Regions from separate parts of the Homo sapiens genome. Here region 1 is linked to region 2. A link is a loop called in an ENCODE intact Hi-C map of the cell type or tissue named here. Cell type or tissue: adrenal gland. All regions are shown on one strand. Links, peaks and the distances in the headings refer to the core of each region. The heading gives the core; the rest is flanking DNA. Region 1 overlaps ZNF276 (zinc finger protein 276). Region 2 overlaps SPIRE2 (spire type actin nucleation factor 2).

The links. A loop is a pair of places that touch in the nucleus more often than their neighbours do. Peaks named below come from ENCODE experiments on the same cell type or tissue, not always from the same donor. Only the 100,000 strongest peaks of a DNase experiment are listed, where the experiment ranks them.
Region 1: a loop joins it to region 2, with 2.3 times the contacts of the local background. A loop is called at or near these places in 53 of 110 quality-filtered maps.

The regions. Positions count from the first base shown.
Region 1 is chr16:89,739,347-89,747,346 of GRCh38, reverse strand. ZNF276 (zinc finger protein 276) reads right to left here. Exons shown (of 11, transcript NM_001113525.2): 11 at 6,422-8,000. FANCA (FA complementation group A) reads left to right here. Exons shown (of 43, transcript NM_000135.4): 34 at 457-516; 35 at 659-763; 36 at 2,276-2,388; 37 at 4,409-4,547; 38 at 6,481-6,543; 39 at 7,248-7,353; 40 at 7,794-7,869. Among named protein-coding and RNA genes, the nearest start is that of ZNF276, 22 kb to the right of the region's middle. RefSeq lists enhancers at 477-646, 3,043-3,212, 3,709-3,878, 5,843-6,012, 6,128-6,297 and 1 more and a silencer at 5,509-5,709. In adrenal gland, for the core only: no CTCF peak of the experiment used is centred there; a DNase peak (open chromatin) is centred at 4,203.
Region 2 is chr16:89,851,889-89,868,417 of GRCh38, reverse strand. SPIRE2 (spire type actin nucleation factor 2) reads right to left here. Exons shown (of 15, transcript NM_032451.2): 4 at 14,052-14,132; 5 at 13,767-13,931; 6 at 12,732-12,818; 7 at 12,182-12,305; 8 at 9,911-10,080; 9 at 9,064-9,253; 10 at 7,623-7,735; 11 at 4,808-4,942; 12 at 4,557-4,624; 13 at 202-229. Among named protein-coding and RNA genes, the nearest start is that of TCF25, 13 kb to the left of the region's middle. RefSeq lists enhancers at 3,929-4,018, 4,079-4,158, 7,261-7,350, 13,461-13,961, 13,962-14,462. In adrenal gland, for the core only: a CTCF peak has its summit at 7,415 (motif pointing right); DNase peaks (open chromatin) are centred at 4,610 and 7,407; H3K4me3 peaks cover 699 bases; H3K27ac peaks cover 1,188 bases.

The DNA.
Region 1 (8,000 bases), core at 1-8,000, 120 kb after region 2:
CTTTGAATTCTTATGAATGGCTGTTTTTCAGAAAGCTCTCAGTTGGCACGTGACAGCCGACAGACAGGAAAACACCATAGACAGCACTTGGTTAGTGAAGGGACCAGAGGATGGTTGGCCCTTGGTATTAGTGTCGTCCTCACCACAGTTCTACGCTCCGGGTGCGTCCCCTTCCCTGCGGCTGCTTGTGCCTCCCTGGCTTCTTCCTGGAGCCTACAAGACTGTTTGGGCCAGAGCTGGTGGGCTGCAGGATCTGGCCGCCCAGGGAAGCCGTTAAGTTTCAGGACAGCACAGCCAGGGCGCCAGGCCCGGTCAGCCCAGGAGCACCATCCATGGTGGCCACGCCAAGCCTTAGCGAGTGTTTTTCTCAAAACTGAATCCACAGCAGCCACTCTGCATGTTGGTCTCGCCTCTCTTCCTGTGGGCTTTTCTTACCTGCCTTGAACTCTTTTGCAGAGAAACTTCTGCTCCCACGGAGGTGCCCTGACACAGGACATCACTGCCCACTTCTTCAGGGTGAGATGCTCCCTCAGCCCCTCTCGTGGCCTTCTCAGAACGCCGTGGGTGGATCCTCCTGTCAGCTTCCTGTGAGTTCCTTCACTCTACTAGTTGTGGGTCCTCACAAACCGCTGACCTCCTGCTGCGTTCTCTCCTGCAGGGCCTCCTGAACGCCTGTCTGCGGAGCAGAGACCCCTCCCTGATGGTCGACTTCATACTGGCCAAGTGCCAGACGAAATGCCCCTTAATTTTGACCTCTGCTCTGGTGGGTCAGCTGTCTTGTTTGGTGTTTTGTTTTGGGGATGAGTGGGAGACTCCACAGCTGCCTCTGGCATCTCTGCAGCACGTCTCCATCACGGGTGTTACCATCTCAGGGAAAATGCATCAGGAGACATGGAAGCCACAGTTAAAGATGCCAGCTCATAGCAGATGAGGGCCGCACATCCTGAGTTCCCAGAACCGTCCCTGCCCCCACCGCCGTCACCATGGCACCCGCAGGACTTCTCCCCTGTGGACCCCACTCAGACCCCACGGGCACCTTCATGTCCACAGGGGTGCAGGGCTTGTTTGTTCACGGTCTTGGGTTGTGCACTGGCTGGAGGCTGTACGGTGGCTGCCTGTGCCCCGTCACGAGAGCATGACTGTGGCCCACTTGCGCCTGACTATGCTTTCTTGGGACTTCGGAGCAGAGACTTCACCTCAGCTCCCGCCAGAGCTCAGCAGGCTCCCCTAGCAGCCCAGGGTCCCGAGAGTGGGAGGAGGGCAGCATTTCCCTCACTTCCCTGGCGGCTCACTTAGTCCTGAAGACCACAGCTGTCGCCCTTCCTTCTCGGTCATCAGGGACAGGAGGGCCTTTTTCTCCGCAGCACGGCATGTTCCCCAGGGAGCTCCCCAAGCAGGCTGCATTTGCACCGAGTTGTAGCTCAGTTGGTGGAATTCGTGAGAAATGAACTCTTCGGTGTTTAGAACGCCACCTCTCAGCTGAGGGCATCCAAGGACCAGGCATTCCCAGCTCAGGGCAGTGTGGTCTCTTCACTGTTTCGTTCCCAGCTCAGAGGAGTGTGGTCCCTTCACTGTTTCGTTCCCAGCTCAGGGCAGTGTGGTCCCTTCACTGTTTTGTTCCCAGCTCAGAGGAGTGTGGTCCCTTCACTGTTTTGTTCCCAGCTCAGGGCAGTGTGGTCCCTTCACTGTTTTGTTCCCAGCTCAGAGGAGTGTGGTCCCTTCACTGTTTCGTTCCCAGCTCAGGGCAGTGTGGTCCCTTCACTGTTTTGTTCCCAGCTCAGAGGAGTGTGGTCCCTTCACTGTTTCGTTCCCAGCTCAGGGCAGTGTGGTCCCTTCACTGTTTCGTTCCCAGCTCAGAGGAGTGTGGTCCCTTCACTGTTTTGTTCCCAGCTCAGAGGAGTGTGGTCCCTTCACTGTTTTGTTCCCAGCTCAGAGGAGTGTGGTCCCTTCACTGTTTCATTCCCAGCTCAGGGGACTGTGGTCCCTTCACTGTTTCGTTCCCAGCTCAGGGGAGTGTGGTCCCTTCACTGTTGCGTTAGGCCAGGCTCTTCCTTCTCCAAATTCCACGTCTTCCATGAGTGTGGGTAATAAATGCCTCATGGAACTGCTTTGAGCCTTAATTGACGTAAAAAATACTGGCTTTGGAGTTCCAGAGCGCAGGGCGAGTGTGGGCCTGTAGTGGCCTGTAGGAGCACTGGGGGCTTGTCATGGCTGGGGCAGCGGAGGTGTGTCCATCTCAGCCACCCTCATCTGTGTGCTGGTGCTCTCTCCATAGGTGTGGTGGCCGAGCCTGGAGCCTGTGCTGCTCTGCCGGTGGAGGAGACACTGCCAGAGCCCGCTGCCCCGGGAACTGCAGAAGCTACAAGAAGGCCGGCAGTTTGCCAGCGAGTACGTGTGGGTGGTGAGATGGGGTGTGCCCGCCCAGATGCACTTCGGGACCTGCTCAAGGTCATCTCCTAAACACCCTGGCTTGCTTGAGAGAAGCGGTGTGGGCAGCCTCTCGTGTGAGCAGGGAGAAAAGAACCGAGTTCTCGTGGTGGTGGGCGCCTGTAATCCCAACTACTGGGGAGGCCGAGGCAGGAGAATCAGTTGAACCCAGGAGGTGGAGTTTCCAGTGAGCCGAGATCACTCCAACGGCCAATAGAGCAAGACTCTGTCCAGAAAAAAAACAAAAAAAAAAACAGCCTCTGCCAGTGTCTCGTCTGAGTGAGGAACGGCCTCTCCCAGGCTCCCGTCTGAGTGAGGAGCTCGAGTGATTCCTTTGCACCTGCTCCCCTTCCTCTTAAATCTAATGTGGGCTCCTAGAGTGCACCGCGTGCTGGTAGGGTCAGTGTCATGGGGACCTCAGGGATGCAGATTCTCAGCCTACCCTGACCTGTCGACCCCAGTCAGATATTCACGGGTCCTTGCAAACCATCAAGCTCCTGGCGCAATCCAGGCTCACACACCCTTCTGAGGACCACAGAGCTGACAGCCACTCCACCTGCTGAATGTGGGTGCCGTGTTCTTAAGGGGTCGTCAGAGGGCACTGCTAGTACCCATCCTGCCTCCTTGGAGAACACCTTACTTTGTGACTAGTTTTGAATCACTGATGCCACACCGGGTCCCCTCAGGGTTTGGCTGCTCGCCGTCTGCTGAAAGAAGAGAAGAGGGCCCCGGCGCGGTGGCGCACACCTGTAATCCCAGCACTTTGGGAGGCCAAGGCAGGTGGATCACCTGAGGTCAGGAGTTTGAGACCAGCCTGGCCAACATGTGAAACAATCTCTACTGAAAATACAGAAATGAGCTGGGTGTGATAGTGTGCGCCTGTAGTCCCAGCTACTCAGGAGGCTGAGGCAGGAGAATTGCTTGAACCCAGGAGGTGGAGGTTGCAGTGAGCCGAGATCATGCCATTGTAGTCCAGCATGGGCAATGAGAGAGAAACTCCATCTCAAAAAAGGAGAAAGCAGGTCACACCTCCAGTTCTAATTCTACAAACACAGATCAGATTGTCTGAAGTTTTGTTTTTTGTTTTGTTTTGTTTGAGACAGAGTTTCACTCTTGTCACCCACCCTAGAGTGAGATGGCACGATCTCGGCTCACCATGACCTCCGCCTCCCAGGTTCAAGCGATCCTCCTGCCTCAGTCTCCTGAGTAGCTGGGATTACAGGCGTGAGCCACCATGCCTGGCTAATTTTGTATTTTTAGTAGAGACAGGGTTTCTCCACGTTGGTCAGGCTGGTCTCGAACTCCCGACCTCAGGTGATCTGCCTGCCTCAGCCTCCCAAAGTGCTGGGATTACAGGCGTGAACCACCACGCCCTGCCTCGTTTTTGTTTATTTGAGATTGAGTCTCACTGTGTTGCCCAGGCAGATCTCAAACTGCTGGGCTTAAGCGATCCTCCTGAAGTGCTATGATTGCAGATGTGAACCGTCATGCCCAGCTTATTTAAAGTCTCTTAAACCACAGCATTGTTTCATTAATTTCCTACCAATTTTTTAACCAGCCAGAAAACTCAGACACCACACTGGGGCCAGAGCCAGGCAGTCCTTTGTTCTCTGTTGTAGGAGGGAATGCCTGATCCACAGGGCCAGGCATGGGCAACTGAGGAAAATGAGGCCTCTTCTTCCAAAATGTAGGCAGCTGGGGCCCAAGAGCACAGGGCAAGGTAGACAGGACCAGGCCAGCTGCCTGCTCAGTCAGCAGCTCTCAGAACGCCAGGATGCTGTGGGGGCAGCACCAGCACCTGCCCACACTCTCACGTGGACCTGGGGGATGCAGACCTAGTTTCTGATGGTCCTGAAACCCTTCTCTGTCCTCTGATGGAAAGGCAGGCCCCAAAGGTGACAGGTGGGAATAAGGACTTGGTTTCTATGGCGTGGTTGTATGGTTGTAAGGCCCTGCAATGACCCCGTTCTCTCTGTCCCAGTTTCCTCTCCCCTGAGGCTGCCTCCCCAGCACCCAACCCGGACTGGCTCTCAGCTGCTGCACTGCACTTTGCGATTCAACAAGTCAGGGAAGAAAACATCAGGAAGCAGCTAAAGAAGCTGGACTGCGAGAGAGAGGAGGCAAGATAGGAAATTCTTTTACTGATTTATTTTCTCGCAAGCTTGGTTTCAATCAGTGCTATTTCTCTGGGCTTGTCTGATGAACTGTTTTTCTAAAGACAAATATGTGGCTTGGAGCAAGACTTTTTTTTTTTTTTTTTTTTTTTGTATTTTTAGTAGAGACGGGGTTTCACTGTGTTAGCCAGGATGGTCTCGATCTCCTGACCCCGTGATCCTCCCGCCTTGGCCTCCCAAAGTGCTGGGATTACAGGCGTGAGCCACCACGCCCAGCTGGCTTGGAGTAAGACTTTGACTATCAAGTTTACTAGTAAAAATAATAATTTCAGTTTTTTAAATGGTTGTATGTAGTTGAGACAGGGTCTCACTGTCGCCCAGGCTGGAGTGCAGTGGTGCAGTCAGCTCACTGCAGCCTCTTCTGGGCTCAAGCCATCCTCTTACCTCAGCCTCTGGAGTAGCTCAGACTACAGGTGTGTGCCACCATGCCCGGCTAATTTTGTAATTTTTTCTGAGATGGGGGTCTGTAGTCCAGGCATGGTGGCTCATGCCTGTAATCCCAACACTTAGGGAGGCCGAGGCAGGCGGATCACTTGGTGTCAGGAGTTTGAGACCAGCTTGGGCAACATGGTGAAACCCTGTCTCTACTAAAAACACAAAAATTAGTCGGGTGTGGTGGTGCGCACCTACAATCCCATAGCCTGTAAAGCTACTCAGGAGGCTGAGGCAGGAGGATCACTTGAACCCAGGGGGCAGAGGCTGCAGTGAGCCAAGATCACGCCACTGCCCTGCAGTCTGGGTGACAGAGCGAGACTTGTCTCAAAAAAAAAAAATTTGTTTAAAGTAAAAATTAAAAGAGATGGGGGTCTCACTGTGTTGCCCAGGCTTGAAGTGCGTTTCTTCAGCTTATTTTTATCCTCATCACAGCCCAGCGTAAATGCTGTCAGCCTTCAAGTGGTGCCTTCTGTGTTCATGCTGCAGTAGCCTTGATTCATGTGCTGAGGGACAGCCCCAGATAAGCTTGCAGTGAGACAGCTCAGACCTGGGGTGCTGGGGACAAGAGGCAGCAAGGATGGGACCGTCTGCAGCCATAGGCATAGGGAAAGGAGTGGGAGAGGCTGCTCTTGAATTCCAGGCCAGGGACCATGTTCGACTCAGACCCACTGCCCACCTGGTTGCTGCACCCTGGAAAGCCTGACTGCCCCCACAAGACCAGTGACACCCACACAGCTCTCTGTGCAGGGAGCCAAGGGTGGTGTGTGCAGAACAGGAACAGAAACAAGCATCCCACAAGAGAGCTGGAGGCAGCAGCCCTCTGTGCCCAGCCCGAGATCCGCAACGCATAGGTGCCATGTCAGCACACAACTTACACCAGCTCAAAGCTGGATCGACAGCAGCGCCCAGGGTTTTGGTGATTATAACCACCCTGCAGGGGTTCTTCTGAGTACGTCTTCAGGTTTCTTGTGTAGTTTTGTTAGAAGGGATTTTAGTGGCTCCAGGGCCTTAGGACCCTAGTGTGCAGCGAGGAGTGTCCACAGAGACCCTGCCCAGTCAGGCCCTACTTTAGGCTGGAGCCTGTGGGCTTATCTTCAAGGATTTTACAAACACTTCTGACAGGAGGCCTTGCAGGGAGATGATGCTGAGTTGGGACTGCGCACAGCCAAGGAGACCGCAGCAGTCTTCTCTTTCTGGCTCTTGTCACTTTTTCAAACTGTTTCTAGCTTTGTTTAAAGGCAAGTGTGAAATGACCCAGCCAGTAGTAATTAATTCTCAATTAAGCTGTCTCTCTAGAAGTGATTGGAAAGTTTTCTAAGATCCACTTAAAGGATTTATGGCCTAGATGTAAAAAATTTCAATTAAAGAGGAATGTGTCAGCCTTATTTAGAATGACAGCACAGGTAATTTTAATGTAATAATAAGTGCACGTTTTTATTTACAGCTATTGGTTTTCCTTTTCTTCTTCTCCTTGATGGGCCTGCTGTCGTCACATCTGACCTCAAATGTAAGTCAGACCTTACCAGCCAAGGTGTCCTCTCCCACTGTGGGCCAGGCAGGGGCACCAGGCAGCCAGCTTCCAAGTCAGGGTTTCCAGACTAGCTCAGGAGCTCCTTGTGTTTGCGGAAGTGTGAGTGAGAACTCCCAGGCCGTGGGTTTTTTTTTTTTTTTTTTGAGATGGGGGTCTCACTCTGTCACCCAGGCTGGAGTGCAGTGGTGTGATCTCAGCTCACTGCAACCTCAGCCTCCTGGGTTCAAGCAATTCTCCTGCATCAGCCTCCCGAGTAGCTGGGATTACAGGCGTGAGTCTGTCACACCCGGCTAATTTTTGTATTTTTAGTAGAGACGGGGTTTCACCATATTGCCAGGCTGGTCTTGAACTGGCCTCAGTGATCCGCCGACCTCGGCCTCCCAAAGTGTTGGGATTACAGGCATGAGCCACTGCATCCGGCCTGTGGGCCTTTCTTTTAATGTCTTATTTGAGGACGTGGTGCAGCAGCCTTGGTGTGGGTGCTCGAAGTCCCTGGCCTCCTACCTGAGCCTCTTCTGTCCAGAGGCCCAGTATTACCTTCTATAGGTAAAACTGTCACCAGTTTTAAGACTTACAATAAGCAAAGAGGAAATGCCCTCTTCTGTGCTGAGGGCTGTACCCTCCTACCCATGGGAGCACCAGGTCGGCCATTCTCAGGGTTGGTCTCCTGCGGTTTACAGAGCACCACAGACCTGCCAAAGGCTTTCCACGTTTGTGCAGCAATCCTCGAGTGTTTAGAGAAGAGGAAGATATCCTGGCTGGCACTCTTTCAGTTGACAGAGAGTGGTAAGAAACACGCTGCTGAGGCACAAATGCGGAGGGCCGCTCTTTTCAGAGGCATCTTGCAAATGGTTAAGAACGAGCCCTCCTTGAGGTTCCTTGCTAAGTAAGTTTATAAGCTCCATTTTAGTTGGGACAGATTAAGCACAAACTTGTTTAAAGCAATAAGATAATTTACTGGCTCACTGGTCAACCCCAGGACCAATGGGCCTATCATGGGGACTGCCTCTCTCTGCACCACACCCACCCTCCTGCAAGAGGTCGACCCCCCCATCCTCTCCCAGCTGCTGACAGGTACCTGGGTATCCTCAGCTCAGGCTGTTCGCCCCACACTATCCCCACAGCCAGGCCTCCCAGGGTACACGTCCCGACCCCCAGGGGTGTCCCCAGCACTGATAATAGGCAGAGATGTCCAGAGTTGCCTGAGCCACTTCTTGGTGTTGCAGACCTCAGGCTGGGGCGGCTCCTCCTCCGTGTGGCCCCGGATCAGCACACCAGGCTGCTGCCTTTCGCTTTTTACAGGTACCTCCACCCACAGGGCTGGTCAGGGCTGGGCAGTGTTTCCCAGACCCCCATCTCAGCACCTCTGGGTCCCGCCAGATGGGAAGGGTTGTCTGTGCCTCTGCTCCACAGATGAGCAGTATCCCTTGGCA
Region 2 (16,529 bases), core at 4,180-12,179:
TAACGTGCAATGTTTAAAAACAAAAACCTGTAAGGGTCTTTAAAAACTGCACACTATCTTGGAAAGTATAGGAATGGATTCTGCCTGAAAGGAAATGGATGAGGTGCCTGGTGAGGCAGCATCATCCAACACATCCAATCAAAGCCAGTGGAGCCCCTCATCTGCCTTGCTCAGACCCCAGAGATCCCACATGGTCCTCACCTTTATGCTACAGGAAGTGCAGACGGCTCTGGAAGGGAACAGAGGAAATGCAGCATCAGCAGGGAGGAAGCCCACAAACAGCTGAGAAACAGTCGCATCCCGGCCTCCACGCATCCGAGGTCAAACCATCCTTGCCTTCTGCCTGATGCTTGGTTACTTCAGTACTTTATTTTACTCCAAAATCTTGCTTTTCTTTATACTTAGGTATCCACCCAAAATATATGTGCTCCTTGGCATTCTCTCAGGAAGGATGGCTCCAGGAGTTTTCTCCTGCCAAGTTTTCTATTGCCAAGTGGTAGGATATAGAGTAAGGTTTAAACATAGTGGTGGTGGGCCAGATGTGGTAGCTTACGCCTGTAATCCCAGCACTTTGGGAGGCCAAGGCAAGTGGATCACCTGAGGTCAGGGGTTTGAGACAAGCCTGACCAACAAGGTGAAACCTCGTTTCTACTAAAAATACAAAAATGAGTTGGGCGTGGCAGCAGGCACCTGTAATCACAGCTACTTGGGGGGCTGAGATAGGAGAATGGCATGAACCTGGGAAGTGGAGGTTGCAGTGAGCTGAGATCACGCCACTGCACTCCAGCCTGGGGGACTGAGCGAAACTCTGTCTCAAAAAAAAAAAAAAATGGTGGTAAAAGTCCCTCTTAAGCAGATTTTTGTTTCTGAACCAAGGCATGATGGGTCTTTCTGAACCAAGCCATGATGGGTCACATACTTTTGGAAAGTTTAAAAACAAAAACCTACAAGGGTCTTTAAAAACTGCACACTGTCGGCCAGGCGCGATGCCTCACGCCTGTAATCCCAGCACTTTGGGAGGCCAAGGCAGGTGGATCACGAGGTCAGGTGTTCAACATCGGCCTGGCCAAGATGGTGAAACCCCGTCTCTACTAAAAATACAAAAAATTAGCCGGGCATGGTGGCGGGCACCTGTAATCCCAGCTACTCGGGAGGCTGAGGCAGAGAATTGCTTGAACCCAGGAGGCGGAAGTTGCAGTGAGCCGAGATCATGGCACTGCACCGCAGCCTGGGTGACAGAGAGAGACTCTGTCTCAAAAAAAACAAAAAGCAAACAACAACAACAACAAAAAACAAAAAAAAAACTTGCACACTGTCTTGGAAAGACATCTAAGATTCCTTCTAAGAAGACGTGTAGACATTGGTGTGTACCTGACACTACTCACCATAAAAGCACCATGGAAGCTAGAGGGGCCTCAACTGAGATGCTCAGTTTTAAACAGTGATTCAATTTTGTTTTAATTCCCATATCTGATTTCAAAAATAAATACCTTCTTATAAAAAATTCAAGGCTGGGCGCGGTGGCTCAAGCCTGTAATCCCAGCACTTTGGGAGACCGAGATGGGCAGATCACGAGGTCAGGAGATCGAGACCATCCTGGCTAACATGGTGAAACCCCGTCTCTACTAGAAATGCAAACAAATTAGCCAGGCCTGGTGGCGGGCACCTGTAGTTCCAGCTACTCGGGAGGCTGAGGCAGGAGAATGGCGTGAACCCGGGAGGTGGAGCTTGCAGTGAGCCGAGATTGTGCCACTGCACTCCAGCCTGGGTGACAGAGTGAGATTCCATCTCAAAAAAGAAAAAAGAAAAAAAAAAAAATTCAAGGCTGGGCGTGGTGGCTCACCGCTGTAATCCCAGCACTTTGGGAGGCCAAGGTGGGCGATCACCTGAGGTCGGGAGTTGGAGATCAACCTGACCAACATGGAGAAACCCCATCTCTACTAAAAATACGAAATTAGCAAGTGTGGTGGCACATGCCTGTAATGCCAGCTACTCAGGAGGCTGAGGCAGGAGAATCACTTGAACCTGGGAGGCAGAGGTTGCAGTGAGCTGAGATCGCGGCATTGCACTTCCGACTGGGCAACAAGAGTGAAACTCTATCTCAAAAAAATAAAAAAAAAAAATTCAAACATGAGAGAATTAAAATGTAGACACCACATGCTCAGAAGTGATCCCTGCTAGTAATGGTTTCCATCCTCCAGGCTTTTCCAAGCATATATCAACAGAAATATACATAATTTTACAGATAAAATTAGGTGATTTTTTTTTCCCAGACAGGTCTTGCTCTGTCACCCAGGCTGGAGTGCAGTGACACCGTCATAGCTCACTGCAGCCTTGACCTCCTTGGCTCAAGTGATCCTCCCACCTCAGCCTCCCAAAGTGCTGGGATTATAGGCATGAGCTACCATATCCACCATATCCAGCCTTACCTTTTTTTTTTTTTTTTTTTTTTGAGACAGTCTCCCTCTGTTGCCCAGTCTGGAGTGCAGTGGCGCGATCTCGGCTCACTGCACCCTCCACCTCACAGGTTCAAGCAGTTCTCCTGCCTCAGCCTCCCGAGTAGCTGGGACTACAGGCACCCGCCACCACGCCCAGCTAATTTTTTGTATTTTTAGTAGAGACAGGGTTTCATCGTGTTAGCCAGGATGGTCTCGATCTCCCGACCTCGTGATCTGCCAGCGTTGGCCTCCCAAAGTGCTGGGATCAAGGTGTGAGCCACCGCGCCCGGCCCAGCCTTACTTTTTTATTCAGTCTGGGAAATTCTAACTTTTACTTGGGTCGTGTGGATGACTTACAGTTAATGTGATGCGAGATACAGTTGTGTTTAAGGCTGTCATTTGCTATTTGTTTTGTTTTTGACTCATTTGTTTGTTCTCCTTCTTTTCCTACCTTTTTTTGGATTAATTACTGTTTATGGTCCCATCTTATCTCCTTTGTTGGCTTATTAGCTGTAACTGTTTTATTTTAGTGGTTGCTTTAGGACTTATGGTATACATCTTTAACTTATCACAGTCTACCTTTAAGTAATATTTGTATAGCGTGTATAATACCTTACTATACCTTATCATAGTGATTCACCTTACCATAGTGAACCTTAAAATAGTATACTTCTGGCCAGGCGCGGTGGCTTACGCCTGTAATCCCAACACTTTGGGAGGCAGAGGTGGGCAGATCCTGAGGTCAGGGGATCGAGACCATCCTGGCTAACATGGTGAAACCCCATCTCTACTAAAAATACAAAAAATTAGCTGGGAGTGGTAGCAGGTGCCTGTAGACCCAGCTACTCGGGAAGCTGAGGCAGGAGAATGGTGGGAACTCAGGAGGCGGAGCTTACAGTGAGCCAAGATCGTGCCACTGCACTCCAGCCTGGGCGCCAGAGCGAGACTCCTTCTCAAAAAAAAAAAAAAAAAAAAGGAAAAAAAGTATACTTCCAATTTTCCCCTCTCCCTGACCTTCATGCTAACTGCTGTTATCAACACTACTTACACACGTGTTACAAAACCCACAATACATTGTAATTAATTTTGTCTTGTTTTTTGCATGCCACACATTTTATCTTGCTGAGTACTGGTTTGTTTTTTTGTTGATGTTTAAAAAATTCTTATTCTTGAGCTTTGTTCTCAGAATCAGTTAAGATACTTGTGAACAGTTTGATCCTTTCAGGTCTTGCTTTTATGATGTATCAGTCAGGCCTAGAGCAACAATCACTTTGGGCTACTTACTCCACGTTAGTGAGGCGAGTCCTTTGTGTGCATTCCAGTTAGTGCCCTGTGAATTATGACATTTCTGCCTGTGGCCGGTGGAAACCGATGTTACTCATTCCTGCCCCTGAGCACCGTCCCTTCAGATCTTTAGAACAAGGGAAGGTAAATTTTTTGTGTAAAGGGCCAGAGAATAAACCTTTTAGGCGTGGCTGAGCGAGTAATAAATGGGTGTGGCTGTGTCCAGTGAGATTTTACTTGCAAAACAGGCCGAGGACCAGATTTGGCCCGTGGCTATAGTCTGCCAATCTCTGCTTTAGGATAAATGTTCTGCAGCCTTCAGTCATTTCCTTCAGAGAGGGGGACCTTCTCTGAGGCTTTCTCGGCGCAGCCCTCTCCTCTGGAGTTCTACACGGCGGACTCGAGCTGCTGTGGTCTCCCTGGATTCTCAGCCTGACCTCCTCCATCTGGGGAGTCCGGCAGCTGTGGCTCATGACCTAGAAACTCTCCAGGCAATGACTGTGGTGATGGCAGGCTTGCCCCGTTGTGTTTCCTTTTTGTTGCCTGCTGTCTTGAAAACCATTGTTTCACATCCTGTTTGTTCTTGGCTGTGGAAGATGCCTATTACCCCATCTTGGCTGAAACTGGGAGTTGCTTAGCTATTTAAATTTAATTTAATTTAAATACAATTTAAAATTTAACTCCTCATTCGTACTAACCATATCTTGTGGACTCATCAGCCATCGAACATGCTAGAACATTCCTGGAATCACAGGAAGTTCTGTGGGCGGTACTGCCCCGAGGTTTCTCGCCTCCTCCTTCCCTTGTGAACTGACAGCTAAAGGGAAGGCTCACCTCTTGCAGAAGAGACAGCTGGGCGGCCACGAGAACAGCGGGAACTTGGCCCGGCAGCAGCAGCAAATCTGTCAGGAGAGACTGGTTAGAGCCCCGCTTTGTCCAAAGCTCCCTGGGGTCCCGCCCTGTCCCTGCTACCCCCTCAGGGCTCCCAACCAGATCATGAGCAAACAGTCCTGGGAACTGGCCCTCTCGGCACCCGCCCCTGACCCAGCGGGCAAGAGCGTAGCCCCACGTCTAGGCAGCCTCACCTTCCCCTTCTTCAGACTGCTGAAGAGCTCCTTGTTCTGCAAAAACTTTTCCATCTCGGCCTTCACCAGCACACGGCGCACGTCCATCACCTCTTCCACAGTCAGCGCCAGGCTCTCCACGGGGTGGCTGAACTCCTAGGGGACGGCCTCAGGTAGGAAGTCTTCTATGCAGGAGGCTCCCCTAGCTTACTCTCCTTCCCTGAGGACCCTAACCCTCCCTGGCCTCAGCCTAAACAAGCCTGCGACCTTCTAAAACGCTGTCCATCAGCCATCTTGTCCATCAGCCATCCATCCCCATGTCTTTGATGGGCCCTGCTGCTGCAGGCCAGGCCTCCCATGACCAGCGGACCCTGCCGGCCAGCCCAGCCTTCACTGGCCACGCTCCACACAAACTCCCCTCAGCCCATGTCTGTTCAAGGTGTCCCTGCCTGCAAACACACCATGGGCTGATCCACACCAGCCAGAATCCATCTCAAACCTTCCCTCCCTGAGCAGCTGATGTCCTCTTTTCTGGAAGGTCCAGGACCCTCCAACAGGCCACCTCAGCTTGCATCTGCCCATCTGCGCTCAGCACACCTCCCGTGTCCTGGCCACTGATTCCTGGGGCCACCTTATGTTGAGTGTGTCCTGTTTTTGCTTCCCTGTGCTTGGCATAGAACTTGACACCTGATCTCTCTAAGCCTCAGTTTTCTCTTCTGTAAAATGGGGCTGGATTTCAGCTCCATCGAGATGATTCAGTTAAAGCCCTTAAACACACTGCCAGCACAGCGTTCGCAGTGTCGGTCATCACTGCCAAGGCAGGTGGGCACCATCTATGAAGGTGCCACAGAGATGGAGTTGGACCATGTTTTCTGCTTTGGATTTGCAGTGGGTTGTCCTGTCTAAAGCTGTGAACACACGCTCCTGGCATTGGGGGGAGCGGGGCCCTTGCATTCCTTCCTTCCTCTGACCTGAGGCACCCAGGGCTTTAGGCTTCTGTTGCCAGTTGCCTGATGGTGCCGTTTCCATCTGAACAATTCACCTCAGGTGCCACAGGTGTGACGCCAACAACGTCCGTGGCCAGGAGACCTCACGCCAGGTACAGAGAAGGGCCGCCTGCTCCCCAGGTGAGGCTGTGAGCCCAGGGCAGATGGAAGGCCAGGTTCTGTGGTGCTCAGTAGCCCCCCTTCAGAAAGCACTTCTGAGACTTCAGAGCTAAAGAACCACTCATGTGACCTGTGGTCATCTTAAATGTGTCCTCTAATTCCTTAAGAAGTGGGCCTTGGCCGGGTGCGGTGGCTCACGCCTGTGATCCCAGCACTTTGGGAGGCCGAAGAGGGCGGATGACGAGGTCAGGTCCCAGCACTTTGGGAGGCCGAAGAGGGCGGATGATGAGGTCAGGAGATCGAAACCATCCTGGCTAACACGATGAAACCCCGTCTCTACTAAAAATACAAAAAATTAGCCGGGTGCGGTGGTGGGCGCCTGTAGTCCCAGCTACTCGGGAGGCTGAGGCAGGAGAATGGCATGAACCCGGGAGGCGGAGCTTGCAGTGAGCCGAGATGGCGCCACTGCACTCCAGCCTGGGCGACAGAGCCAGACTCTTGTCTCAAAAAAAAAAAAAAAAAGAAGTGGGCCTTAATTCTCTCCCTCCCCTTGAGAATAGGCTGGACTTAGTGACTCATTCCTAGTGAGTTGGGACAATGTGGCACTGCTGGACTTGGTCATAAATACTCAGTGGCTTTCACTGCGCTCACTCTTGAACCACGTGCTCTGGGGGACGCCAGCCACCACGCTGTGGGGATCCCCAAGCAGCCCGAGAGAGGCCTACACAGCAAGGGACTCACGCCTCCTGCTCACAGCTGGGTGAAGACGCCACTTCAGACGGCTCCTCCAGCCCCGATTTGACCCTTCAGTCGAGATCAGGCCCCACTGCCATCCTAACTGCAGCCTCACGAAAGACCCTGAGCCATGGCCACACAGCTAAGACACTGCCGGAGTCCCAACCCTCAGAAACTGTGAGATAATATATATTTGTTATTTTAAGATGCTGCATTTTGAGGTAACTTTTGATGCAGTGATATATAGCTAATCCTAGGCTAACGGGGCAAGCCCTGCCTTCGGTGGGATACGACCTAGGCTAACAGGGCAGGCCCTGCGTTTCGGTGGGGATACGCACAGTGCCTTGCATTTATATAAGGCTCATAGTTCTCAAAGCATTTTAACATCTGTTCTCATCTGAGCCGCTGGATAAAACCTCAAATAGTGACAGCAACCACACCGTTCACATCCCTCCAACACCTGCATGCTGCCACCGTGGCCCACGGGCCGCACACTCCCCTTACCTCAGTTGATTAAATCCTGCACCAGAACTCAGGTCCACGTGGGCCTCAAGATGTCAGCAAAGGTGAGCTCTTCACAATTACAGGTCAGATAAGAAACCGAGGGCAGAGGGGCTGAGCAGTACCGTGGCGGCGTCACGGCCAGAGTCAAGGTCTCGACCCAGTGAACCCCCCTCACACTGACCTCCAGGCACAGGGCACGCAGGTTCACCGTCTGCCCTAACCCCACACTGAACCCTTCAATTAGGGACCAGGCTCCGGGGCCGCAGTGCAGTGCGGTTCGGCCCCAGCAGGCGGCAGCAGAGACCACGGCCCCAGACCAGCAGCTCCACCACTGGTGCCCCATGTTCAGACCGCGCCCCCCCAGACGGACGCTCAGGCCACACCCCCCAGACAGGTGCTCAGACCCATCTCCCAGACCTGGCTGGCGGCGGGAAGGTGGGTGCAAAGACGCCCCCTGGGCCGCCCTGGACGACAATCGCACCCTCACTCACCAGCCACAGGTGTTTGGCATCGGGGGTCATGGAGGCCTCGGGTCTGTCCCCCGAGGAGCCCCGGTTGCTGAGTAGGGGGTGGCTGGGGTCAGAGACACTCGCGGGACAGGTACCTGGGGGAGAGCAGAGGCTCCATCAGGACTGCCTGGCAGGAGCTGTGGTAAAGAGGACTGTGCCCAGGGGATGATAGAGATGGTGGAGGGCTCCAGGGGAACCAAGCAAAAGGTCAAGGGGAGAAGCGGCCGGGCAGTAGCTACACGGGCAGTTCTAGCACTTAGGAGGCCGAGGCGGGTGGAACCTTGAGCCTAGGAGCTTGAGACCACCCTGGGCAACGTAGCGAGACCCTCAGCTCTATAGAAAAATATAAAAGTTAGGCAGGCATCGTGAAACATGTCGGTAGTCCTAGCTACTCAGGAGGCTGAGGCGGGAGGATTGCTTGAGCCCAGGAGGCCAAGGCTGCAGTGAGCTATAATGGTACCTCTGCACTCCAGCCTGGGCAGCAGAGCAAGACCTTGTCTCAAAAAGAAGAAAAAAGCGAAGAGGGTGGCTCCAACATTAGGACATTCATCGGGGCCCATGTGGTATAGAGGGTCCACAGGACCCCGGAAGGGCCCCCGTGTCTGAGCCCCAGAATGAGCTGGCATGGGCAGTCCCACAGCAGCAGTGAGCCAGACCCTCCTCCTGCAGTCCACACCTCACACTGGAGCTGGGGTCGACCTCCCTCCCTCCACCAACTCCCAGAGGCTGAGGCACAGCTCCAGGTGGGGGAGGCCGAGGTTAAGTAAGTGTGAGGTTTGGAACTGGCCTGGCCTGGACCTCTTAACACTGGGAAGGGGCTGTAAGCACCAAACACGATTGTCCCGAGACTCTGGCCCCACAGGCAGACAAGGAGGCCTGGCCGTGCCTGCTGGGATGTGGTGGTGGGGAGACAAGAACCCTGAGTCGCGAGGGCTCTCCGTAAAGTTCAGCCCTCACGGTGGTAGGACCAGCCCTGCACAGCCAGCAAGAATCGTTCTGTGCTCAGCAGCGCGAAAAGGAGTCGAAGGAATCACGGCTCAGGTTCCAGAGCCATGTGCTGCGAGCCCAGCCGGCTCCCCACGGACACACGGCTCCCTTCCCAGAGGACTAGAAGGGTCTATCACTCATCTAGTTAGCTATCTTTCTATATCCCAAAGTTAATTATGTCTAGGTAATAGAATCATGAGAATTCTTTTTAAATATTAAAAAATATTTTTATAATAAATATGCATTACTTAGTAAGTTTTCAAGTTAAACAAAAGGAGATGCCTGCCTGAGGTGGTGCCGTCTTGCAGGCACGAGCTCCCTGGGTCCCTGGGAGCTGCCTGCTCAGGAAGATGTGGGCTGAGGTGGAGGGATGGTGCCCACAGGATGGATCGGGGTGGGGGCGAAGGAGGGTACGGGGGTGAGAAGCAGCACTTGCCCTGGTCTCGGGAGCCGGGCCTCCACACATGCGCACTGCCAGCTCGGGGCCGTGGTGGCTCCGTCCCTCCTGGGGGGTGGGTGGCCGACTGCAGGCCAGAGGCCACCTCACTTCGGAGCTGGGCCAGGTCATGCTCTGAGAAGGAGCGGTCCCGTTTCAGCGTCACCTCCCCACACGGAGACTCTTCTTCCTGTGGACACACCAGACGCGGCCCTGCCCTGACAATGCCCGCCAGTGCCTCCTGCCCATGCCTGGAATGAAGCAGAGGACCCAGGGGTGCCGCAGGGTCTGCTGCGATGTGGGGCAGCCTCCACCCACTTCCCAGCCTGCCCGCCTCTGGACAGTTCGTGGCAAGCACCCGAGTAACCAAGCCCTTCCCCAGGCCTTCCGGAAAGGGACAGGTCTAGTGTCAGACGGAGGCAGAGCCCTCTGGGATGGCCCCCAACAAGGCCATCACCAGCCCTTCCTGTGAAGAGAGGAGCGTCCCATTCACAGGGCAGCCAGGGTGGGCAGGGAGCCTCGCTGGGTCCACCTTTTCACATCAACTAGCCAGGGGCTCAGTTTCCGGGGCCTGGGACAGCGAGGCACTTCCGCTGTCAGCCTTCCATCGTCTGTGGGAGGAGGCAGCCCAGGCCCTCTCCCAGTCACCCTTCTGAGCGGCCAAGATGGCAGGGTCCCCGATCCCCACAGGCCTCCTCCTACGGCAGGATGTCAGTTTCAAGGGAGGGCTCCTGGACAGGAGACACCGCAATTGCTGCTGCCCCCGGCTTAGCTTAGCCCTTCTCACTTCCTTGGCCCCCATCCTCCCATTCCTGGTCTCTTTTCAGGAATCCCCATGGGTTCTGACCTCAGATGTATTCATCTCTTCCATTTCAGCCAAGGTAGGCGCCTTGAGCAGCACGCGGGGCCGCGGGCGCTGGGCGCTGCCCCCAGCATCTGTGACTGACAGGTTGATGCAGGAGGTGGACTTGGCATCTCCGGAGCAGGCGTTGAGGATGCAGGGCAGAGAGCCAAACCCTGGGGAGACGGGAGCCGAGGCAGGACGGGCCAGTGAACGGGGAGACAGCAGGCAGGAGCTGACAGCTTTGTGTGCACCAGCTGGCTTAATTCCCTGACTTTGCAGAAGGGGAAACTGAGGGCTAGCCAGCCATTTAAAAAAATGAGGAACTAGGCCGGGCGCGGTGGCTCACGCCTGTAATCCCAGCACTTTGGGAGGCCAAGGCGGGTGGATCACGAGGTCAGGAGATCGAGACCATCCTGGCTAACATGGTGAAACCCTGTCTCTACTAAAAAATACAAAAAAAATTAGCCAGGCGTGGTGGCACGCGCCTGTAGTCCCAGCTACTCGGGAAGCTAAGGCAGGAGAATGGCGTGAACCCAGGAGGTAGAGCTTGCAGTGAGCCGAGATCACGCCACTGCACTCCAGCCTGGACAACAGAGCGAGACTCTGTCTCAAAAAAAAAAAAAAAAAAAGAAGAAGAACTAGGCTGGGTGCGGTGGCTCACGCCTGTAATCCCTGCACTTTGGGAGGCTGATGCGGGTGGATCACCTGAGGTCAAGAGTTTGAGACCAGCCTGACCAACATGGAGAAACCCCGTCTCTACTAAAAATACAAAATTAGCTGGGTGTGGTGGCGCGTGCCTGTAATCCCAGCTACCCGGGAGGCTGAGGCAGGAGAATCGCTTGAACCCAGGAGGTGGAGGTTGCAGTGAGCTGAGATAGCGCCACTGCACTCCAGCCTGGGCAAAAAGGGCGAAACTCCATCTCAAAAAAAAAAAAGGAAAAGAAAAGAAAAACATTTTAAAAATTTGCTTTTATTCTATTTTCTTCTAAATGCTGAAATATGTCATACTATTGTAAACTATGTAGAGTGGCAAATACAGGTGAAGACCAGGACAATAGGGTATAAGATCATGTTAGGCAGGGAATGGTGGCTCACACCCATAATCCCAGCACTTCGGGAAGCTGAGGCAGAAGGATCACTTGAGCCCACGAGTTCAACACCAGCCTGGGCAACAGAGTGAGACCCTGTCTCTACAAAAAACACAAAAATTAGCCGGGCGTGGTGGTGCATGCCTGTCATCACACTACTCGAGAGGCTGAGGTGGGAGGATTGCTTGAGCCTGAGAGGTTGAGGCTGCAGTGAACTATAATGGTGCCACTGCACTACAGCCGGGGTGACAGAGTGATACCCTATCTCAAAAAAAAAAAAAAAAAAGATATAGGAAATTCCAATGGCCTTGTAAAGTTTTTAATGAGAGGCATAAAAAGTGATTTTTTTTTTTTTTTGAAACGAGGTCTCACTCTGTCACCCAGTCTAGAGGGCAGTGGTGCAATCATGGGTCACTTCGGCATCAACTTCTCAGGTTCAAGCAATCCTCCCACCTCAGCCCCTGGAGCACCTGGGATTACAGCCATGTGCCACCACACCTGGCTAATTTTTCTTTGAAATTTTTGGCAGAGATGAGGTCTCACTATATTGCCCAGGCTGGTCTCGATCTCCTGGGCTCAAGTGATCCTCCCGCCTCAGCATCCCAAAATGCTGGGATTACAAGGCATGAGCTACTGAGCCCAGCCTCATCATTTTTTATTTTTGGCCAGGTGCAGTGGTTCACACCTGTAATGCCAGCATTTTGGGAGGCCAAGGCAGGCAGATCACTTGAGCCCAGGAGTTTGTGTCCAGTCTGGCCAATATGGTGAAACCCCGTCTCTACTAAAACTACAAAAAAAAAAAAAAAAAAAATTAGCCAGGCGTGGTGGCACGTGCCTGTAATCCCAGCTGCCCAGGAAGCTGAGGCATGAGCATCACTTGAACCCGGGGGGCGGAGGTTGCAGTGAGCCGAGGTCGCTCCACTGCACTCCATCCTGGGCGACAGAGCAAGACTCCATCTCAAACAAATATATATATATATAATTTTAATTTAATTTAAATTTTTTATCCCCAAGTAATCTGAGTTTCAAAAGCCTGTGTGCCTCAAAAATTAAGATGTTCTGTGTCTTCCATGGGTTCAGGCGCCCTCAGGGAGACGCCACCTTCCAATGTGCAACCTGACCAGGGGAATGGGGGAACCCCAGCCGGGGGCTCAGGGCTCTCTTCTCCTGCCATCCCCTCACTCACCGCGGGCAGCCCAGCCCTCGCCCCGCACCGGGCGCAGCCTCCGCTCCTGCTTGATCTCCTCCAGGATCTTCTCATGCAGGGACCTTTGCTTTGGTGGCAACGGGCGCAGCCGCCTCTCAGAGACCTGCGGTGGGGAAGCGAGACCTGCGGTGGGGAAGCAGGACCTGCGGTGGGGAAGCGGGACCTGCGGTGGGGAAGCGGGACCTGTGGTGGGGAAGTGACCATGACACGGGCCCACTCTGGAGTCGGAAGAGCCTGCCAGGCCCACCCGGAGGGAGTGCTGCTCCCAGGGGGCTCTGGGCTCCGCATGCACCTGGGGTGGGGTGGGCATGGCTCACATGGCCCCTTCCCAGAAAAAGGGCCCAGGGCCACACAGCCCCGGGCTGGCACACAGGCAAGAGGAAGCCAGCCCGCCTCACCCGTGACGCAGACGCACTGGGACACCTCCCAGGCTGGCCACAGGAAGACGTGCTGGGACACCTCCCAGGCTGGCTACAGGACAGCACCAGGCCCCGGGCGGCCCCTGAGGAGGAGGAGGCTGGGGCAGCACCTGCTTCAGTGGAGGCCGTGAGCGGATAAAGTCCAGGATGAGCTCGTGAGCGTCCTTCTTCACCCGGGGCGGGATGTCCCCATCCACCTGCGGGGAGGACGGCTGATCTGAGGCCCTGCAGGGACCATCCACTAGTGCAGGGCGACTGGGAGAGGCCTGCTCAGCCCAAGGACAGCCTGGTCTTCGCACCTACCCGCCCTCCCACTCTTTGCTCGCAGGGACCCAGCTGCTTCCCTGGTAAACGCACGGCAGATCCACAGGCCATGCTCTGGGCGGCCACAGCATCCATGGTCTGACGCGTCCCCACCTGGCTGCCCCAGCCTCTAGCACCTGGGACTCATCTGGAGGTGGGGTGGGGTGGCACACACCTCACAGGGGCATCATAAGAACCATGCCGGCGCCTCCTAAGGGCTCCATGAGTTTTGTTACGGCAAAAATATCCTACAGCCAGGCCAGGCAGGTGGCTCACATCTGTAATCCTGGCACTTTGGGAGGCCGAGGTGGGCAGATCACAAGGTCAGGAGATCGAGACCATCGTGGCTAACACAGTGAAACCCCATCTCTACTAAAAATACAAAAAATTAGCCAGGCGTGGTGGCGGGCGCCTGTAGTCCCAGCTACTTGGGAGGCTAAGGCAGGAGAATCGCTTGAACCCAGGAGGTGGAGCTTGCAGTGAGCCAAGGTCGCACCATTGCCCTCCAGCCTGGGCGACAGAGCGAGACTCCGTCTCAAAAAAGAAAAAAAAAATCCTACAGCCTTGGCTCTTGTGGCCTCCAGGGGCCATTCCTGGACCTCCAGAACCTTCCACACTTCCTTTCCCTGCCTGGTCACTGTCCCTGAAGTGATATCAAGCTGTGGGAATTGGGACCACATCTCCCTAATCCATATTTTATGACCCAGTACCCAGCACAGAGAGCAGGGACCCTGGGCCGCTCTCTGGGGTGGGCTGCCCAACATCCAGGCTGCTCATCTGCGTCCGCCCCGCTCACCACGACCTCTGCATCCAGGCTGCCCCTCTGCGTCTGCCCCGCTCACCATGACCTTGCGCAGCTTGTAGTTCCGGGCCCGGATGTCCTGCATCAGCATCTCGAAGGGCGTGAGCTGGAACTCGGTGGGGAGGGGGTTGAACTCCTGCTCTTGCACCTTCTTCAGCTTCACTCCGCGGCGGAGCTCCCGCATGAGCTGAACCCACAGTCGGGCCTGGGCCCCAGGGGAAGAGAATGGGTCTCAGCCCCAGGTGAAGCTCCACGGCCCCCCAGGCAGAGACCCTTGGCAGGCTGGGCCGCGTCAGTGGCCCGGTCAGGTGGGAGTGAGCCTTACCCAGTCTGTGTGACCCAGGCTGTCCAGCTCTGCCCGAGGCGTCTCCAGATGCGGCTCGTCCTCCCGAAGCTTCTGCAGCATCTGTGACCACACGTGCTCGTCAGTCCAGGGGAGGTACGAGAATGGCAGATGCAAGACGGGCCCCGTCCGTCAGGGACACGACCACGTCACGGGGGCTCCACTCGACCAGCCGGAAAAGAGACAGCTGGGCATTTTGGCCCAGGCCATAGGACTCGAAAAGGTATCTGGGGAAACCGAGCCATCGCCACAGGCGGCGGACACAGGTGTGGAGACTCCACTCAGTCCACACAGCATTTCCTCAGGTGGGCCATGCACCCTGCCACCCCCGAGTCCCCGCAGCTGCTCTAGGTCCCAGCCAGGCCTTTACGCTGAGCTGCTTCTCTGAGTAGCGTCTGGGGCTCAGCGCAGTGTGGCACAGGCCAGTCTTTGTGCATGGCTTGGGTGAATGGATACGTGGTGGACAGGTGGATGGGAGGGTGGATGAGCTGCTGCCTGGCAAGTCCAGGGAAACAGACATGGGTATGTACTTTGTGAACTGGGGAAGGTGCCAACACTGTGGTGAGGGCCTGTTTGGGAAGCGCTCTGTGCTGAGAACTTGGGAAGAAGGCGCGGCACCTGCTGCCTCCGTCACGCACGATCTCGGTGGCACGCAGCCTCTGCTGTCACGAAGTCCCAACTCTAGAGAAGCACCTACCCTTTGGCACAGCCCCCACAACCAAGGCAGAACCGGTCACCCTGGCTTCGGCCCCAGGTACCCGCCACACTGCTTTGGGACACTCCCTGGGCAGCGTGAGGTGTGTGTCTGCCCACAGGCCTCATGTATGCCAGCCCAGGGCAAAGGGCACAGAGGGTGGCACTCCTGTCCTTCCGGGAACACCTGTACCTGTTCCTGAGCAGGCCGCTCCTGGCCAAAATGCCAACAGACACAGCTACACCCCATGGAGAGACCCTTCTCTCACTTGGTCCTACTACCAATTCCCCAAACTTCGCCTCAGTCAACTGCCTGCATACAGAGCCGTTTCCTCCTAAAGAAAGTGCTTTCTGGCCGGGAACAGTGGCTCATAGCTGTAACCCCAGCACTCTGGGAGGCCGAAGTGGGAGGATCACTTGAGCCCAAGAGTTTGAGACCAGCCTGGGCAACAGAGTAAGACTGTGTCTCTAAGAATGAAAGAGCTTTCACTGGGTAAGAAACTGATCTGAGCAGCAGAAAACAGCCTGATCAGAGACACAACAGCAGGAGGACCGTCTGCTAATTGTGGGGAACGTTAGAAGCATGTCCCAGGAGGCCAAGGGGGAGCTGAGAGAGAGGACGGAAGATGGGCCATGGGATCTTGAGGGTGAGAGGGAGGATGGAAGACGGGCCATGGGATCCGGGGGGTGAGAGGGAGGATGGAAGACGGGCCATGGGATGCGGGGGGTGAGAGGGAGGACGGAAGACGGGCCATGGGATCCGGGGGGTGAGAGGGAGGACGGAAGAGGGGCCATGGGATGCGGGGGGTGAGAGGGAGGACGGAAGACGGGCCATGGGATCCGGGGGGTGAGAGGGAGGACGGAAGACGGGCCATGGGATCCGGGGGGTGAGAGGGAGGACGGAAGACGGGCCATGGGATCCGGGGGGTGAGAGGGAGGACGGAAGACGGATCATGGGATCCGGGGGGTGAGAGAGAAGACGGATGACGGGCCATGGGATCCGGGGGGTGAGAGGGAGGACGGAAGACGGGCCAGGGGATCTGGGGGGTGGAGGGAGGATGGAAGATGGGCCAGGGGATCCAGGGGGTGGGGAGAGGACGGAAGATGGGCCAGGGGATCCGGGGGGTGGAGGGAGGATGGAAGATGGGCCATGGGATCTGGGGGGTGGGGGGAGGATGGAAGATGGGCCATGGGATCTGGTGGGTGGGGAGAGGATGGAAGATGGGCCATGGGATCTGGGGGGTGGGGGGAGGATGGAAGATGGGCCATGGGATCTGGGGGGTGGGGGGAGGATGGAAGATGGGCCATGGAATATGGGGGGTGGGGGGAGGATGGAAGATGGGCCATGGGATCTGGTGGGTGGGGAGAGGATGGAAGATGGGCCATGGGATCTGGTGGGTGGGGGGAGGATGGAAGATGGGCCATGGGATCTGGGGGGTGGGGGGAGGATGGAAGATGGGCCATGGGATCTGGTGGGTGGGGAGAGGATGGAAGATGGGCCATGGGATCTGGGGGGTGGGGGGAGGATGGAAGATGGGCCATGGGATCTGGTGGGTGGGGGGAGGATGGAAGATGGGCCAGGGGATCTGGCGGGTTGGGGGAGGATGGAAGATGGGCCAGGGGATCTGGGGGGTGGGGGGAGAGCCGTCCAACCTTGGCACACGCTTGGGCTGCAGATGAGGCCGAGCAGCTCAGGCTGCCACCCGGCGTCAAAACCACCTGCAAAGGCTCAGAGGGTTCGGGAAGCTGGCCAGGAACCTTCCTCGG